2 separate regions of the Homo sapiens genome follow, and region 2 is linked to region 1. Evidence: read pairs that join two places in POLR2A ChIA-PET (ENCODE). Cell type or tissue: MCF 10A. All regions are shown on one strand. Each heading gives the region's core, and the rest is flanking DNA. Links, peaks and the distances in the headings are about the cores only.

The links. Peaks named below come from ENCODE experiments on the same cell type or tissue, not always from the same donor. Only the 100,000 strongest peaks of a DNase experiment are listed, where the experiment ranks them.
Region 2: POLR2A ChIA-PET joins it to region 1 with 21 read pairs; 3 of 35 experiments call an interaction of 5 or more read pairs at or near these places.

The regions. Positions count from the first base shown.
Region 1 is chr1:208,803,863-208,813,457 of GRCh38, reverse strand. No RefSeq gene overlaps it. Among named protein-coding and RNA genes, the nearest start is that of LINC01717, 80 kb to the right of the region's middle. In MCF 10A, for the core only: no CTCF peak of the experiment used is centred there; DNase peaks (open chromatin) are centred at 3,387, 4,917, 5,517 and 5,867.
Region 2 is chr1:208,875,542-208,885,136 of GRCh38, reverse strand. The region is part of intron 1 of LOC107985255 (a long non-coding RNA gene); the gene reads left to right. Among named protein-coding and RNA genes, the nearest start is that of LINC01774, 92 kb to the left of the region's middle. In MCF 10A, for the core only: no CTCF peak of the experiment used is centred there; DNase peaks (open chromatin) are centred at 4,236 and 4,506.

The DNA of each region.
Region 1 (9,595 bases), core at 787-8,786:
GATTCCCCAGTTTGCATCAAGATCCATTTTTAATGACTTTTCCAATGTGTCTGCACTCTACCTAAAGGTACCAGGATTTTACAATGGCAGAAGCGGTGCCCCATGCTTCTGCTCTCCCTACAAGTGAATCCTTCCCCGACCCCAGGTCGGCATCTCTCTCTTACTGATTTCCCATCTGCATACCAATTGTTTCTCATGTCAGCTACTTCCAGACACCAGACCCTCATGCCAGAACTCTTCACTTTACTGGACGTCCTGATATTAATAATAACAGCAATGATGATAATAGTAATAACAATAAACATTTGTCATGTATTTATTATGTATAATGCTCTGAGCCAATATTTCATAGATATATTATTTAATCCATACAGCAATATTCTTGTCTATGCATGTGAGAACCAAAATTCAGAAGGGTTAAATAACTCATCGAATGTCATACAGTTGCTAATAGGAGCTGCTTAAACTCGAGCCTAGTGTGTCTAGTTGAAAGCTGGGTACAATTAATGCTATTCTGTCTCTCTGTGTTCACTTCCTGCTGCGGCTGTGTCCACACACCCTAGGCCACGTTTCACTTGCGTGACTATTTACTCCCTAGTATGCCCCTAACTTGGGCCTTGAAGTATCATCCCACCTCAGAGCCTGTGTCCAGTCTGTAAGTCCAGTCTGTCCATGTTTTGCCTATGCCACTGCCTCCTCACGTCTAAGCTCATAATCTGCTAACAGTGAGCTCATCCCTCTAGGCCAAAGGTTCTTACCAGGAGTTATTTTGCTTCTCAGGACACCTTTGGCAGTGTCTAGGGGCACTTTAGTTTGTCACAACTGCGAAATGGGGAACTATTGCTTTCTAGTGGGTAGAGGACACAGGGGTGCTGTTAAATATCCTACAGTGCACAGGACAGCCACCACAACAAGGATTATCCAGCCCAGAATGTCAGTAGTGTTGAGGCTGTGAAACGATGATCTAGGCAACAAGTATTTATTGAGTATTTACCATGTGCCACCCACTGTGCTAGGTATGGGGAATAAAAAGTAGACATCGTCCGGGCTTGGTGGCTCATGCCTGTGATCCCAGCACTTTGGGAGGTCGAGACAGGCAGATCATGAGGTCAAGAGATCGAGACCATCCTGGCCAACATGGTGAAACCCCATCTCTACTAAAAATACAAACATTAGCTAGGTGTGGTGGCACGCGCTTGTAGTCCCAGCTACTCGGGAGGCTGAGGCAGGAGAATCGCTTGAACCCAGGAGACAGAGGTTGCAGTGAGCCGAGATCACACCACTGCACTCCAGCCTGGCGATAGAGTGAGACTTCATCTCAAAAAAAAAAAAAAAAATGTAAACATAATGCCTGCTAATGGGGAATAGAGATGAGTAAACAGGTAATTACCAAGCAGTCGGGAAGGAGCTTTTTCACCATTGAGGCTACTCAGGGGACCACAGTAGTACCAAGAAATGGGACTGACTCAGACTTAAAGAATCAAGAAAGGCTTCCCTGAGTAAATGACTTGTGAGCAGAGATCTACAGGGTGACTGGTAAAATGTGAGTGATGAATGTGGTGAGGAGAAGATGAATACAGGAAGGGAAGAATTAGAGACAAACACACCCGAAAGGTTCCTGAAATGGAAGAGAATGTGGTATGTTTTAAGAATTGAAGGCATTTCATTATAACAAGAACAAAAATGTGGTGGGGGCAGGGGGAGTTGTAGCAAGATTCCTGGATAACAAGCTGGTACCATATCACAATGGGCCTGATAAACCCTCGTAAGGATGATGGACTGTTTCCTAAAGGCAATGTTAAAACATCGCCAGCTTTTAAGCAAGAGGGTGGTGTAATCATAGTTACAATTTCAAAGGCCATTGTGTCTTCAGTGTGGAGGACGTATTGGAGAAGAGAGACAGGCAGGGCAGGAAGAACTATGTTAGACATCCTATTAACTCTTGCCTCCTCGGAGATATTGCTCCACCGATATCTAGTATTTAGGAGGCACTTACATTCATCCAGGCAAGAGATGGCAGTTGGTTAGACTGAGATTGAAAGTGTAGGTGGGTTCAGATAATGTCAAAGGGGAGAGCTGGCCAGCCTCGATGATTACCTGGGTATGGGAAGAGGTGGAGAAGGCGAGAGAGGAATCCAAGACTAGGGCCAGGATCACAACTTCTTTGTTCACCACTTATTTCTTGCATATAGAACAGTGCCTAGCAGGTGGGAGGCACTCCATAAGTATTTGTTGGTGTTATCATCTGCAAATTATGTTATTGGAGAAACTAGGTACAAGCAGCACCCCTGAGAAAGCAATACACAGGACTAGGAACAGATTGGGAGATAGGAAGGGGGAGGAGGATTTGGGGCATGCATACATTGACTTTAAAGTGTCCGTGGAGACACTTTGGATACTAGAGACTAGAGCTCAAGAGAAAATGATCTAAGTTGCAAATAAAGATCAGAGAGTCATCAGCAAAGATGAAACCCTGTAAGTAGATGAATAACTCAGGAAGAGAGTTGCACGAGTAGAGGAAAGCCCAGAGAAGACAACTGAGGAACAACCAGATATAAGGAGTAGGAAAAGGAAGACAGATCTCAAAGCCATGAAAAAAGAGTGCCTAGAAAGGTGCTGTGCAGCTTACTGGGGTATAAGAGTGAGTAGGGTGAAGAAAGAAAATGCAGCATATTTCAATACTAAATTTGCAGGCAAGATGGAAAGGAAATATTACGGGGGTGTCTGAAGGATGGGGGGCTAAAGAAAGACTCATTTTAAGACATTAAAATCTTGAGTATCTGTTAATGGAAATGGATAAGAGCCACAGAACACTAGATACTAGATATTGGTGGAGCAACATCTCTGAGGAGGTGAGTCAATAGGATGCCCAACATAGCAGGAGGTAAGAACGCTGAGCAGGCGAAGAGGCACCTCATTATTTGCAACCAACCAAAAGACAGGCAGAGAAAACAGGCAGAAACTCACATAGATAGGTCTGCTGGCAGGAAGCTGAGCGGCTTCTGGTGTTTTGTGCATTACACAATTGCTTATGTAATTCCTGTGATATTGTAAAGGGAGAACAAAAGTATTCCACATTGAACTCCTGGTCCACTTTCAGGAACCGCACTAGTTTCTGAGAGCATCACCTCCATTTCATAAAGATCAATAACACAGTGAATCAGCAACAATGATCATTGAAATCTAGAAGACTTACAGATTTCTTTTTCCTTTAGTTATTTTTCACATCCCTGAATAGAAAGGTTACAAGCAGAGGCTGCGAAAGCTGAACAGCTGGATAAAGACTGCATGATAAGGAGCAGTGGTTCTCAAAGTGTGGTCCCTGAACCAGCAGCATCAGCATTACCTGGGGACTTGCCAGGCATACAAATGTTTGTGTCCCATCCAAGACTTGCTGACTCAGAAACTCTGGAGGTGGAGCTTTGTATTAATCTCTCAGGTTTTCTGTAGCTAATTGCCACGAACGCAGTGGCTTAAAACAACAGAAATGTATTGTCTCAGTTCTAGAGGCTGGAAGTCTGAGATCAAGGTGTCAGCAGGCCATGTTTCCTCTGAAAACATCAGGGGGCATCCTTGCTTGCCTCGTCCAGCTTCTGGTGGTTCCAGATGTTGCTTGGTTTATGACAGCATAATGTCAATATCTGCCTCCATCTCCACCTGGCCTTCTCCTCCATGTCTCTTCGTCTCAAGTCTCCCTTGGCTTTTCTTTTACAAAGATACTTGTCACTGGAGTAAGGGCTCATCCTAAATTCACTATGGTTTTATCTCAAGATCCTTAATTATATCTACAAAGACTCTTTTTCCAATAAGGTCAAATTTACAAGTTCTAGGGGTTAGGACTTGCACATATATTTTTAGGGGCCATTATTCCACCCACTACGATTGTAGTACTCTGGGTATTTTCTGTTTTGTTTTCTGAGGTGACATTTTGCTATGTTGCCGAGGCTGGAGTGCAGTGGTTCTCAACCCTGGCTGCACAGTGGAATCACCTGGAGGGATCTTTTTAAATTCCTAAAAAGTTAAACACAAATTTTTTAGCATGGAACCCAAAATTCCCCAAGTGATCCCAATGTCAGTCAAGTTTGAGAACCACTGGTATAAAGGAAAGAATATTAGCGGAGGAGTTAGACAAGCCTCAGTTCCAAAGCTGCCTCTTTGTCTTATCAGCAGAGCCTGCTCTTCTGTAAAATAGAGATAAGCATACCTACCTCATATGATTATGTTACTTTTTGTGAAGATTAAACAAAATCCTCCATGTTAAGCACTGGGATTTTTAGCCATGTTATATGCTGTATGTCTTCAGGGCTTCATTCACCCATTAGCCTGGTGATTGAAGCATTCAAAATGACTTTCTGCTGAGAATCTTGGTTCTGCCTGTGGCATTCTCTCAGCTCACCTGATGACAGGTGGAATGGCTTCCTTTTAGGTATTCTCCTTGCAGGCCCCTCAGCTTTCAGAAAGGAAGTTATTCCTGCATGCCCCAGCTCAATGTCCTCTTATGTCATAAGAATTTCTATTTAATTGGCCACACAGAATATCTGGGTTTTAGTTATTTTCCAGGAAGAATCATTTTGAACTCATACTCACTCACTATTTATTAAACATTCTGTCGAGCAAAATACTTTCCGGGAAGATGGCTTAAAATATTGAAGACATTCTAACTTCCAGACAATTTAAGCTTTTTCATTCAAAAAAGGAAAAGAAAAAAATAAGAAAATAGTATTGCTTATCTAGCATCTAAATATCAGGGACTAGAGATATTGTGATAGTTTCAGTTGTCATGTAGCTTGGAGTCTAGTCAGGAAGACAAAAAAAAAAAAATCAAGTCATACCACAAACACATGAGAAATCGCAACCTTGGCAAATGCTGTGAAGGAAGCTTACATGATGCTATGAACCTCTAACAAGTTCAGACAGAGTCAGGGAGGTTAAGGTGGCTCTCCCACAGATGAGGGTTAAGCTGAGATGTCAAGAATGACTAGGAATTAACCATGGGGAGGTAGAGGGGGAGCATTGCAGACAAAAGGAATTGCAAGCTCAAAAAAGCTCTGTGGCAAGAGTGTATTCTTTTTGCTCCAATGTTCTTTGCTTCTTGCCTTTCCTTCCTTTTCCTTGTTACTTCATGGTCTCAAAATGGCTACCACAGCTCCAGACATGGAGTCCACATTCAAGTAGAAAAAAGGGAAAGGAGAGCAACACTAGCTCTATCTGTCCCTTTTATCAGAAGTCAAAATCTTTTCTAGAAGTCCCCCAGCAGGCTTCCCTTTTATATCACTGGCCAGAAAGAGGGCAAATGCTCATACTTAAGTCAATCCTTGGCAAAGAAGAATAGATCAACATGATTCGTCTAAATCAGGAGATCTCTTCCTTTTATTCCAAGGTGAAATATGACTTTTCTAAGCAAAGATGCTGTTGCTGCAGGGATGCTATTGTAGGCTCTTAAAAGTGTCTACCACTGTGGCTATGGCAGTAGTCCAAACACAAGATGGGGTGATATTTAGGAAGTTACAACAGCAGAGCTCATGATTCATTTACCACGAGGATAAGAAAGCAGAATCATCCTATGCAGCAAGTCACCACATGAGCTCAGGTAAGGAGTATGGCTCTGCCAAAAGCAGAGTTTCTGAACTTAGGCTTAGTGATATTTTGGACTGTATAATTCTTTGCTGTGAGTGGCTATCAAGTGCACTGTAGGATGTTCAACAGTCTCCCTGACCGCTACCCACTCAATGCCAGTAGCATCTGCCCAGCAGTGACCAAGTCTCCAGTCTTTGCCAAATGTTCCCTGGAAGAAAAGTCATCCCCTATTGTAAACCACAGCCTTAGAGAATTCCTCCTACTGAATATGACTATGAGTAATATAATGACAGGGCAGGGCTAGTGGGAGGCAAGGGAGGTACCCAGGGCACAGAATTTCAGTAGGCACTTGCACAACCCTGACAGTGGATGTCTCCTTAAATTTTGTGCCTTCAGAGCCTCACTGGGCTCTCCCAATATCTGACGGTGTAGTAGTAGCCCATATTTCAACAAAAATAAACATTCTACTTGTTGTTTCTTGTTCAAGGATGTGTTAAAGACATTGCCCTTTATGAAACACAGAGTTCTGTTTATGAGAAAACCCAGGAGAGCTCCTGCCCATTTTTTGTCCAGAGAAGAGACATGTTTTTCCTAAGCCACTAATTTGCTTTTATCTGATGAATGTTGTAAATGGTGTAATCTTTTGTTTTCCTTTTTGCATTGATTGTTATTAAGTTGTTTCCCCCTTTTTTGTGACATTGGCTCCTATAGAACTTGAAAACCAAATTTGTGGCTTACTTCAAGTTTGTAGAATATTCATTCTAGCCTTATTCCTGACTATATTTTAAGTTCCTGCCTTTGTTTTTCATTTCCATTTTGACTCAGTTTTTATTGGTGTTATTTTACATTTGATGTATTCTTATAAAATACCTTAAATATGTTTGAAACTAATATCATCAAGTACCCAGCATGGGGCCTGGCACGCAGAAGACATTTGATACATAGAAGTTTCCTTTCTTCATGTTGAGATAGAAAAGTGAGGCACTGCGTGGGACAGCTGTTTGTAATGGCCAAGTGCTCTAGAAGTGTAAGAGTAAAGGCTTCCAATAAAATCCAACACTGTTTTATTTTTTAAAAGTCTAGTAAACTAGGTATTGAAGGAACATACCTAAAAATAATAACAGCCATGTATGACAAACCCACAGCCAACATCATACTGAATGAGCAAAATCTGGAAGCATTTCACTTGAAAACCAGCACAAGGCAAGGATGCCCTCTCTCACCACTCCTATTCAACATAGTATTGGAAGTCCTGACCAGAGCAATCAGGCAAGAGAAAGAAATAAAGGGACTGGGTGTGGTGGCTTATGCCTGTAATCCCAGTACTTTGGGAGACCGAGGCGGGCAGATAACGTGAGGTCATGAGTTCGAGACTAGCCTGGCCAACATGGTGAAAGCCTGTCTTTACTAAAAATATAAAAAATTAGCCAGATGTGGTGGCATGCACCTGTAATCCCAGCTACTTGGGAGGCTGAGGCAGGAGAATCGCTTGAACCCAGGAGGCGGAGGTTGCAGTGAGCTGAGATCATGCCACTGCACTCGAGCCTGAGAGACAGAGTGAGATTCCATCTCAAAAAAAAAAAAAAAAAAGAAAAAGAAAAAGAAATAAAGGGCATCCAAATAGGAAGAGAGAAACTCAAACTATCCCTGTTTGTAGATGACATGATTCTATATCTAGAAAACCCCATAGCCTCGGCTCAAAAGCTCCTTCAGCTGATAAACAACTTCAGCAAATTTCAGCATACAAAATTAATGTACAAAAATCACTAGCATTCCTATACACCAACAGCCAAGCCAAGATCCGAATCAGGAAGGCAATCCCATTCACAATTTCTACAAAAATAATAAAGTACCTAGAAATATAGCTAACCATTGAAATCCTTACAATGAGAATTACAAAACACTGCTTAAAGAAATCAGAGAAGACACAAACAAATGGAAAAACATCTGATGCTCATGAATAGGAAGAATCAATGTCATTGTAATGGCCATACTGCCCAAAGCAATTTACAGATTCAATGCTATTTCTATCAAACTACCAAAGACATTCTTCACAGAAATAGAGAAAAATGATTTTAAATTCCTATGGAACCAAAAAAAAGCCTGCATAGCCAAGGCAATCCTAAGCAAAAAGAATAAAGCTGGAAGCATCACATTACTTTACTTCAAACTATACTACAGGGCTACAGTAACCAAAACAGCATGGTACTGGTACAAAAACAGACACATAGACCAATGGAACAGTACAGAGAACCCAGAAATGAGGCCACACACCTACAACTATCTGATCTTTGACAAAGGTGACCAAAAAAAGCAATGGAGAAAGGACCCCCTATTCAATAAATGGTGCTGGGGATAACTGGCTAGCCATATACAGAAGATTGAAGCTGGACCCCTTCCTTACACCATATATGAAAGTCAACTCAAGATGGATTAAAGACTTAAATGGAAAACCCAAAACTATAAAAACTGTGGAAGACAACCTAGGCAATATCATCTTGGACATAGGAACTGGCAAAGAATTCATGACACAGACACCAAAAGCAATTGCAACAAAAGCAAATATTGACAAATGGGATCTAATTAAACTTAAGAGCTTCTGCACCACACACACGCAAAAAACTATCAACAGAGGAAACAGACAACCTACAGAATGGGGAAAATTATTGCAATCTCTTCATCTGACAAAGGTCTAATATCCAGAGTCTACAAAGAACTTAAACAAATTTACAAGAGAAAAACAAAGAAACCCACTAAAAAGTGGGCAAAGGACATGAACAAACATTTTTCAAAAGAAGACATACATACAGCCAACAAACCTATGAAAAAAAGCTCAATATCACTGATCATTAGAGAAATGCAAATCAAAACCACAATGAGTTACAACCTCACACCAGTCAGAATGGCTATTATTAAAAAGTCAAAAATAACAGATGCTGGCAAGATTGTGGAGAAAAGGGACCACTTATACACTGTTGGTGGGAGTATAAGTTAGTTCATCCATTGTGGAAAGCAGTGTGTCAAGTCCTCAAAGAGCTGAAAGCAGAGCTACCATTCAACTCACCAATCCAATTACTGGGTATATACCCAGAGGAATAGAAATCCATTCTACCATAAAGATACATGCACAAGAATGTTCATCACAGCACCATTCACAATAGCAAAGACATAGAATCAACCTAAATGCCCATCAATGACCAATCGGGTAAAGAAAATGAGGTACATATACACCATGGAATACCATGCAGCCATATAAAGGAATGAGATCCTGGCCGGGTGTGGTGGCTCACGCCTGTAATCCCAGCACTTTGGGAGGCGGAGGTGGGTGGATCCTAAGGTCAGGAGATCGAGACCATCCTGGCTAATGAGGTGAAACCCTGTCTCTACTAAAAATACAAAAAATTAGCCAGGTGTGGTGGTGGGCACCTGTAGTCCCAGCTACTTGGGAGGCTGAGGCAGGAGAATGGCCTGAACCCAGGAGACAGAGCTTGCAGTGAGCCGAGATCGCACCACTGCACTCCAGCCTGGGCGACAGAGCAAGGCTCCATCCCCACCACCCCCCCCAAAAAAAAAGAGGAATGAGATCCTGTCTTTTAGGTAACATGGGTGGAGCTGGAGGCTATTATCGTTAGCAAAGTAATGCAGGAATAGAAACCCAAATACCACATGTTCTTACTTACAAGTGGGGGTGAAATGATGAAAACTCATGAACACAAAGAAGGGAACTACCGACACTGGGGTCTACTTGAGGGCGGTGGGTGGGAGGAGGGAGAGGAGCAGAATGATAACCACTGGGTACTGGGTTCACCACCTGGGTGATGAAATAATATGTACAACAAACCCCCGTGACACATGTTTACCTCTGTAACAAACCTTCACATGTACCCCCAAACCTAAAATAAATGTGTTTAAAAAAAAAACCAAAAACAGTAACATTTGGGATGAGAGTGGTTTCTGAGAGTAGTTGCTACAAGCAACTTGCAGCAAAGATTTTAAAAGTGCATCCACTTCTCCAGGA
Region 2 (9,595 bases), core at 627-8,626, 72 kb before region 1:
GGAAAGCCAGTGAAACAAGTCTACAGTTTATCACACTGGAAAGTCACCTGCTTGTTAAAGCCACCTTCTAGGGTGGGCATGACGACAAGGAAGCAGAACATGCCCCTTTTAGAGTACCACCTTACACAGCATATGAGAATTAAATACATGAAGACTCCAATCAGGATTAATCTGAGCTACTCATGAAAGCTTTAAGTGTTCCAAGGAAGTTGAGTCAGAGGATTTTTAGCTGCAACTTGATTCAGCTAACCAGTTCCCTCGTGCCACACAAGGAACCAGGACCCTCCAGGCCATGCCTTTGGGAGGTGCCCCACATGGATAAACCCTTTTCTCTAACTGCCAACCCTTCCCAGTCCTACTTGTTTTCTTCTAATAAACCCTTCTAGAAGCTTTTGCTAATATCCACTGACTGTAGTCTTCACCCTGATGTTAATGGTAGGAGGTGGGATTGTTTTCTTCCTGGGGTTTTTCTGGTCTCAAAACGGAAGGATGTGAGTGAGTTTTTTTTTCTCATGGGACATATGAGAAAGATAGTGTTTCTTTCAACCTAAGCTTGGTCCTCCACCAGAAATTGCTCTTGCTAGATTTCTTCAGAATAAGGCAACACTCTCACCACATGAATATAAATTTTCTTCTAAAGACTCACAGTCTAGTCTCACATAGATGCATGCATTCCTTCTATTGAAATAATATTGCTCTATGTAAAATTATAATCCCATCTATATTTTTCCAAAGTAGCATATTGCTTCTTTCTTAGATTTATTATCCTTATATGGTTTCTATTATAGCTCAGAATGCCTCTGTCTAAGCCATCTTTGATGGTTGGTACTATCCCAAATAGTTGCTCTCTGCCTCAAATTTCTTCTCTGACTTGGGATGCAGGTGGATGATATGCTATCAGTTAATCCTGCTGCCTCTTTATTGGTAGTAATTGTGAAAGACAGAAGTGGAGGTTGGGAAAAGAGAAGGGAAATACAACGAAGATTGTTTTTTTAAATAAAAGAAGTAATAATTTTACAGTGCCTTGAGGCAGATAAAGAAAATTGAGTCAAATCATATCAGAAACTGGAGCCTGTACCCTTGTCTGGTAAAAAGCAAGAGGCTGTCTATAATTGAAGGGATGTTGCGGCCAGGTTATAGTGCTTTGATGGGTACTAATACATTCTGACATAGAGTTATCTTCTGAGGAGTTAAAGCCATATATATTCCTGTGCACTGGAAAGAGAATGGGAGTAAAGAATACATCCAGCATGCATGGAGGTTCTCCCAGCTTCACTAAGATAAATTAGATCACATAAGTCATCTGAGGCTTTTCCTACAGAAATAGGCCAGACAGTCAATCACTCCTTGTCTGTGACTACATTTGGGAGTTAGAAACTAACAACCATTAGTGTGCCATCCTTTGGCTTAGGCAAAAAGATAGCAAACTTCCATGTGAAACCAACCCCAAAATCTCACAGACTGGTTCTTTTTGATAAACATAGAAATTGACCTGTCTGGTCTTAAAGCTTGAAACTCATATTTGTTTTATCTGAGTTCCTTCCTCAGGAAAGGACCTTTGGGCCTCTCAAAGAAAGAATCAAAGAACTAAAACTCACCAGATCACCATATCCTGATAATGAGATGGGGACCCCTCATTCATCATGATTGCTTCCTTGCCCTCCCTGGTTCCTGTTTTCTTACATGTCGTTACATTTCTTCCCTGCTAATTAAAGCCCTAGTTTTAGTCAGTCGGGGAGATGGATTTGAGACTGAACTCCCATCTCCTTGTCTGCAGCACCTGAGAAAAGCCTTCTTCCTTGGCGATAACTTGTCATCACTGATTGGCTTCCTGTGCTGCAAGCAGCAGGACCTAGACTGAACCCCTAGTGTTTCAGTAACACATGCAAGGCTGGGGCTATGGTGAGACAAGGGAGATGCTTAGGGTGCATAACTGAAGGAGATCCTGTAAGAGTGAGTGAGTGAAATGGAGTATCTTCCTACTTTTTGCTTCCTAGGTATCTCACTTGCCTCACTTAAGTCTCAACTCTGCTTTTAAATATGGAAAAGAAATTTGCCCCATGGGCCAGGGACGCCTGTTAGCATCGATATAACCAAATGGATGTAACCTGTAAGTTTTATTTAGTTAACCCCTGGATTTGCCAATTAAGCTTCAGTTCCCTTTTTTAAAATATGAAATTGCTAATTTTATATGTTGGCATTAATTATGTAACACTTTAAGGTAGTAAGGCTTATATGTACTTGCCTCTGTGTAAAGGGACAATCAAACCTTGAGAAGAGGGACAGTGGAGGAAATGAATATTGAGCATCTACTAAGCAAGGCACCGTTATTAGTTGACTGGTCTAGCTGTTATTGCCTATCCCTTTGTCCTTTGACAACTAAAAAGGCTAAAAAAAATCAAATAGTTTTCCAACCTCCTTTGCAGACAAAGGTTACAGTGTAAGAAGCAATCTGCTAGGATCTCCTGGTACATGGCTACCAGATTTAGCAGAAAAAACAGAACACCCTATTAAATTTGAATTTCAGATAAGCCATGAATATTTAGTATAAGTATTTCCCAAATATTGCTTACAAAATATGTATTCTAAAAATGCCTTCATTGTTTATCTAAAATTCAAATTTAACTGAATGCCCTGTCTTTTATCTGGTAATCCTATTCGTGAATATATGTTTGCATAGCATGTAGCTCACAGCATCCCCTCTTCTTTCTGTCTTTTTTTTTTTTTTTTTTTTGAGACAGAGTCTCCTTCTGTCACCAGGCTGGAGTGCAGTGGCACAATCTCGGATCACTGCAACCTCCGCCTCCCGGGTTCAAGTGATTCTCCTGCCTCAGCCTCCCAAGAAGCTGGGACTACAGGTGCGCACCACCACACCCACCTAATTTTTGTATTTTTAGTAGAGATGGGGTTTCACCATGTTGGCCAGCATGGTCTTGATCTCTTGGCCTTGTGATCCACCCACCTCAGCCTCCCAAAGTGCTGGGTTTACAGGTGTGAGCCACTGTGCCCAGCCTCTGTCTTATACAAGGATTGTGATAGTCAAAGTGATCTCAGAGTTGCTGACTGTGCACTCACACATCATGAAGCCTCTGACTAAATATAAACATCATCCAAACTCTGGAGTACTTGCTTTGTGACAAAAATAAACCCTTTATAAGTTTAAGTTATTGTTAATAGTGTTTTTTACTACTGGGATACAAAGGCATTCTTAACTGACACCTTTATTCTGTGCCAAACATGTACTTTCTTTTTTTTTTTTTTTTTTTGTCTCACTCTGTTGCCCAGGCTAGAGTGCAGTGGCATGATCTCGGCTCACTGCAAGCTCCACCTCCCGGGTTCATGCCATTCTCCTGCCTCAGCCTCCCGAGTAGCTGGGACTACAGGTGCCTGCCACCACGCCCAGCTAAGTTTTTTCGTTTTTTTTCAGTAGAGATGGGGTTTCACCGTGTTAGCCAGGATGGTCTTGATCTCCTGACCTTGTGATCCGCCCGCCTTGGCCTCCCAAAGTGCTGGGATTACATGTGTGAGCCACCGCGCCCGGCCCAAACATGTACTTTCCTATACCTTACCTCATTTAAATATTTTAACCACTTTATGACATGGATGTTATTGTGCCTGTTTTCAGATAAGAAGAATGAAAATTCAAAGAAGCTAAGTACCTTTCTCAATGCCTCATAAAACTAATGGTTAATGTTTATTGTGTACTTAGTAGGTTCTGACACAGGTGGATGTGTTTACATGTATGCAATCACCTAATCCTCCTAACAGCTGTTAGAAAAGTACTACAATATTTGACAATTCTATAGATGAAGAAACAAGAGATTGTGAAATTTACTCAGTACAATGGAGCTGGGCTTCAACTCATATACTGGGGTTTAGCACCCTGCATTTCTAACTACAGTGCATACTGGCCAGAGAAAGAGGTGACATTCACACTAAGGCATAGGGTGCTAATGCCAGGGCTCCTGCCACTGTGTCTGCCTGGTTCCTGACCTGGATAAATGAGGAAGTACTGTATTTCCCTTCTAGATTTCCAAAAACCTTATCTCTTTAACCCTGATTGCTAAGTCTCCCTTTACTAATTTTTCCCTGTAGGTTCTAGGTTGCCCTACAATCTGACACAAATTCTGGCTTTAGGAAGGTGGCGTGAGGCACCTTTCCTCAGTTGCTCATAGGGTTGGCAGCAGGTGGCTTCTGATGTGCCAAGAACCTAGTCATTGGGTTCTCCTTGTTCTCAAAAAAATAGGTTCATGTGCCAAACCACCAAATCATCTGGGGAGCTTGGTTCCCCAGAGGCAGTTTCTTGCCCTTCCCTCTATCTTCTTATTTTACCCAGTGCAGATTTCCAGCCTACTGGGAACATTGTGATTTGCTTCCCTCATTCTTGCTAAGAGAAATACTCTGGTGTTTCCTCCCTACTTATGTTTTCTTTCTGTGGCTCAAATTAATTACCTCCTTGGGGAACCTACTTTCTAGACTCCCATCTCTGCCTAACTTGCCAAAGATAACAGATTAATGGCTGCACTCCCATGTGTTGCCTCTGGCTTAAGCCTGACCTCTGGGTCTACTTGTATTCCCACATTACTTCTGTCGGCCTGTCCTGCCTGTAGTCAAATTCCTTTTATGACAAATGAACACTTACCTCCTAGACTGCTTAGAGCTTGTTTTACCCTGGAACAGAGCTTAGGGTTTGCCATACTGCCCTTGGACAGCCTAAGAGCAAACATTTTATTTCAGGGGTATAGAGATAGGTTGTTTTATTCCTAAAACAATCCCCAAATTCAAGGATGGGTAAGTTTGTGCATTCTGCATTCTAAATGAGAGAATTGTTTATTCCACCTTGTTTCTTGGGTCACCATTTATTGAAATAACAATGACCTCAATGTTTTGAAATAGAAAAAATTACTGCTTTGCACAAACAGTATTTAATTTTTCATTTCTAAGAGAAGAATGTTCAGAGTGAGAGGAATTAAAGCTCCTTAATCTCATCTTTTAAAATCATATCAAACCATTTACATATCCAGGCTCTTTTCAATTTCCGTCTGAGGTCATCTCTGCTTATCATTTTCTGTGCTCTCTATAGATAGAAGTTTACGGTCTTCCTTTTCATAATCAGGTGTGTGGTGCTCAAGTATGGACAGGGGAGTCTAAGGTGGGAAACTATTATCTCCTTTGTTCTTTAACTACTCTCTGTGTGCCCCTGTTTGTAAATATATAGAACCATGGAACACACAAGTCAAATTGAAGGCCTTTAGAAAATGCTTTCTTGATTTTATCTCATTTCCTAGCAAAGCAATTGGTAATACCATTTTAGAAGTAAATAAGGTTTGATTGCAGATGAAACATCTTTACCCAGGCACTATTTTCCCTTCCTAGAATACGTAAACGTTGACTTCCCTGGTTGTAACTGAACCCCTTCATCTAATCATAAAGTTTTTTTTATGCAATGTGCTAGCCCTGTGGATTTAAGCCTAAGCACTGAGGGAACTCAAGATGGGTATAGACTTTCTGAAATACATTTTCACAGAGAACTATAATCCATCTTCCAGAAGAGCCAGAGATTCCAAATTTCCTCCTTTATTATAAAGTCTCCAGATAAGACTATTATTCTAAAGAAAATCATAGTACTTTGTATATTGTTACCAATAAAGGGGTAAAGCTTACTAATTTTTAATTTCCTTAGCACTTTCTCTCTAAATGAGGAACAGATTGTGGAAGGAAAATTTTGATAATCATAGTTGGTTGCTAGCTGCTTTGTTAGCACAATCTATTCCTGAGATTTTATGAGATCTGGCTTACGAAGCACTGGTTGATAAATGATTCAATATTTAACCATGATTTACCTGTACCATGTGGAGGAAAATTATGCTGATGGAGCTGAAATCACTGGAACTGAGATTTTTACATCCCATAGAATATGTCAACATAGCGTTTAGTGTGAATCGCTCACTTGGGACATAAAGTGCTCCTCTTTTTAGGATCCAGGATTACATCTCAATATAAATGGCTGATGGAAGTAAACAAAATGAGCCCAGTGCACTGCCTGGTGACATGTGGTAATAAAGATCAGCAATGAGGGATGGAAAGGCTCCCTTGCCATCTCTAGATGTCAAAGAAGTAAATTTTAAACTCTGTGGGTGGTATCAGTCTGGAAAATAGAGGAACATTCAAGCCATATGGAAATCAATACAGCTTCATGAAAGGAAAGATGAAAACCAGTTTTGCCTCTTTAAAGGAATGACTACAGAGGGAGCATGGTACCTGGACTCCTCCCTGGGGCCTCACTTTCCTGTATATTTATTTGAACCTTTTCTTCATCTAAATCAATGTGATCCAATCTGTTACAATCTAGGAGATTTCAGTCTGAGACTTCCTGGAAAGGCAATACCAATGCAGAGTTGATTAAAATTAGTACAGAGAGTAAGCAGACTAACACAATATTTACAATATTCTATCTAGTATTCTAAAGAAAGCACATGAGCACAACCAAATATGGTAAAAGTTTTATATTGAGAATGGGGAGGGTGGTAGATCATCAGTTCCTCTTCTGGCAGATCAGGATTTTTTTTATTTTGCTGGAAAATAAGCTCTGTGTAGGCAGGATCACTGGCATACCTTTGTCCCTTCCACCACTTCTGACCCAAAGTAGGTTTTAAATATATATGTTTAAATAGAAAGATAGATGATGGATAGATAGATAGATAGATAGATAGATAGATAGATAGATAGATAGATAGATTTGGTCTGGCTTCTTAGGAAATTTCAGAAGCAGTATAAAATTTGGAAGAGAAATATCTTAAGGGGAAAAACAAGGTGAAATGGGAAATGGTAGCAATCTTACTATACGATAAGCTGGGAAAAAAGGTCAAGGGGTCTGATTTCCATTCCCATTATAGGAATCCTCAATCCCTGACTGTGCCTGGGCCACTATTCTGACTTAAGACCAAGATACTCTCCTGTGTCTCATTAACCTGATGCATCTATGGCCAAAAGCAAAATCTGGCATTGCTTTATTCATTTTTTATACATTCCCATCAAGTTAACCAGATTTGTAGTCACAGCCAATAAATACACCATACACTGGCCTTTCTCAAGGCCCGAGGCATTTTACTTGGTGTCCAGGCCAAGAATTAAAATAAAATGTCAAGCCCCTTAAACGAATTCTGGGTCTTGCAGTTAGGCTAGCAAATAACATTATTCTTGTAGAATCCAGCAAGTGCCAAGGTCCTTATCCTAAAAATCTGATGACTTTGGATTTAGATAAAGGTCTGAGTTTCCTAAAGGTGATATAAGCAATACCATCCAAGATGTTTTGCCGCTATTGTCTCTAGCTTATTTGAGACTATTTTTCTTAAACTTTACGAGATGGTAGACAGCTTGAAAATCATAGTATTCTTTGCATAACACATGAAATATGGATGTATTTAATTCCAGCATTTGAACTAGGAACAATTTTACTAGCAGAAAATGACTATATTATAGGTATGCAACGTGAAATCACAACACATGTGCATGCAAAAAACAAGCTCTTGAGAGAAGCACGATCTGTTGTTTCTGAGTTTTGCCATTAATATTCATTGGCTGCTTGTTCATTTGTTTTGTTGTCTGCCTCACAGACAAGCAGTAGAAAGCACCAAAGCTTTTAGAAAAATTTATGGGAGAAAAATTTAAAATTGAAAACATTCTATCCATTAAGTTATTATTTTCTCTAAATTGGCAAGACTGCCATTATTCAATTTCAGCAATGAAAATCCTTGGAACAGCATGTGGCACATCAATGATCTTTGGGAAAGTAGTTTGAGAATTAAAGATAGGAATTGGGATAATGTAGGTTAAAAATTTGAAACTCTGGGTCGAACTCACCTTGCTTGAGTCCTGGCTGTATCCATTACTAGCTGCGTGTATGCATGTCATTTAACCATTCTTTGCTAAACCTTTCTCCTCTGAGAAATGGTTATAATGGCAACATCTTAGAATTGTGTTAGTGCTAAGTGAGATTGTATATCATTGTGGACTTTGTGATTTTGAGCAAAAAAAATTTGGGCTAAATTAAGCAAAAATTAATTTGCTGGAAAGACATTAAGGCTCTATACAATCCAGGAGATACCCAAGAATCAGGCATGGAAATGGGACTGAAGCAAAGCAGTTCTGCAGGCCTAGAAGCACAAACATTTCCAATAGCTTTGTAACGTAACTCTAGTGTGATCATGCTCGATCAAATGGAATAGAACTCTACCACTGTTAGCCTCTTTGATTCTCTGATCGTGTTTGAAGTATCAGAGAGGGAACATCCAATTAGCCTAGATTGATTCATGAGGTCACTTCCTTATTAGGAGTAAGGGGCATCTCTGATTACAGTATCCCCATAAGACTATATTCAGTGAGGAAGAGGTATTCACATGAATAAAAATGGGTATTATTGGAAAGGAGAAATGAAAACCAAATATTCCAAAACATGCATGTCTTTTACAGATGAAGTATGTAGACTGCTTGATACCTAGTAGGTAGTCAGTATACTTTATTTAATTAATTTATTTATTTGACAGGGTCTTGCTCTGCCACCCAATATGGAGTGCAGTGGCAGGATCATGGCTCACTGCAGCTGCAACTTCCTGAGCTCAAGCAATCCTCCCACCTCGGCCTTCAGAGCAGCTGGGCCACAGGCACATGCCACTACACCCGGCTAATTTTTGTATTTTTAGTAGAGATGGGGTTTTGCCATATTGCCCAGGCTGGTTTCAAATTCGTGGGTTCAAGCGATCCACCCACTTCAGCCTCCCAAAGTGCCAGGATTACAGGTGTGAACCACCATGCTGGTACTCAGTATATTTAGTCTCACCTTCTGACCTCATTTAAGGCAATCAGATGTTTCACACTAGGTGGAGCTGACTTTGAGTTCTAGGCATTAACTTGTAGTGTTTTGATATTAGCCTAGTAATTTTTAAGAGTCTCAGAAGTCCAGATCGCAGTCATTTTTCATTTCTTTGGAATGAGAACACATTATTCACTCACAAAGGAACTTTGGATAGCAACTCCTTCAACAAGGATGCAAGGGCTTCCAAAGATGCAGTTTCTCAAAACTAGGGTCCATAGAGTTAGCTGAGATAAAGTATCTCAGTCCAATTAACTTTTTTGATGGCATCCAAGGACCTATGGCTAGATACATCATTGTTTCCAAAATATTCTTGATGATCTACATTTGGGAACTTTTTAAAAGAAAATTAGTTATATGGCCACATTTTTGTTCACTAAATTATGCATCCTAGGATAGATCTTTTCAGAATAAGCATGGCCAAAAAAAACTTGTACCCTCTTTTATCTCTGCTGACTATAGACTAAATCTACAAATATCCAAAGGAGTTTGGCAAATTCAAACAATCATGATAATTTCACTGTCTCTCCTGGAGTGACTGGGAAAACTCATTTTGTGGGCATATTTTCATTGCTGACTGGACTTTAACAGTTTACTTTTATCCTCTGTTGCTTCTTGCTAAGCCTGGTTATTTTGTTTGGTAAACCATAGTTGAACTTCATTCTTATATATAAGTGCACCTTCAAAGGGAACTTCCTAACTGGACCCCTTTGAAACTCCAAC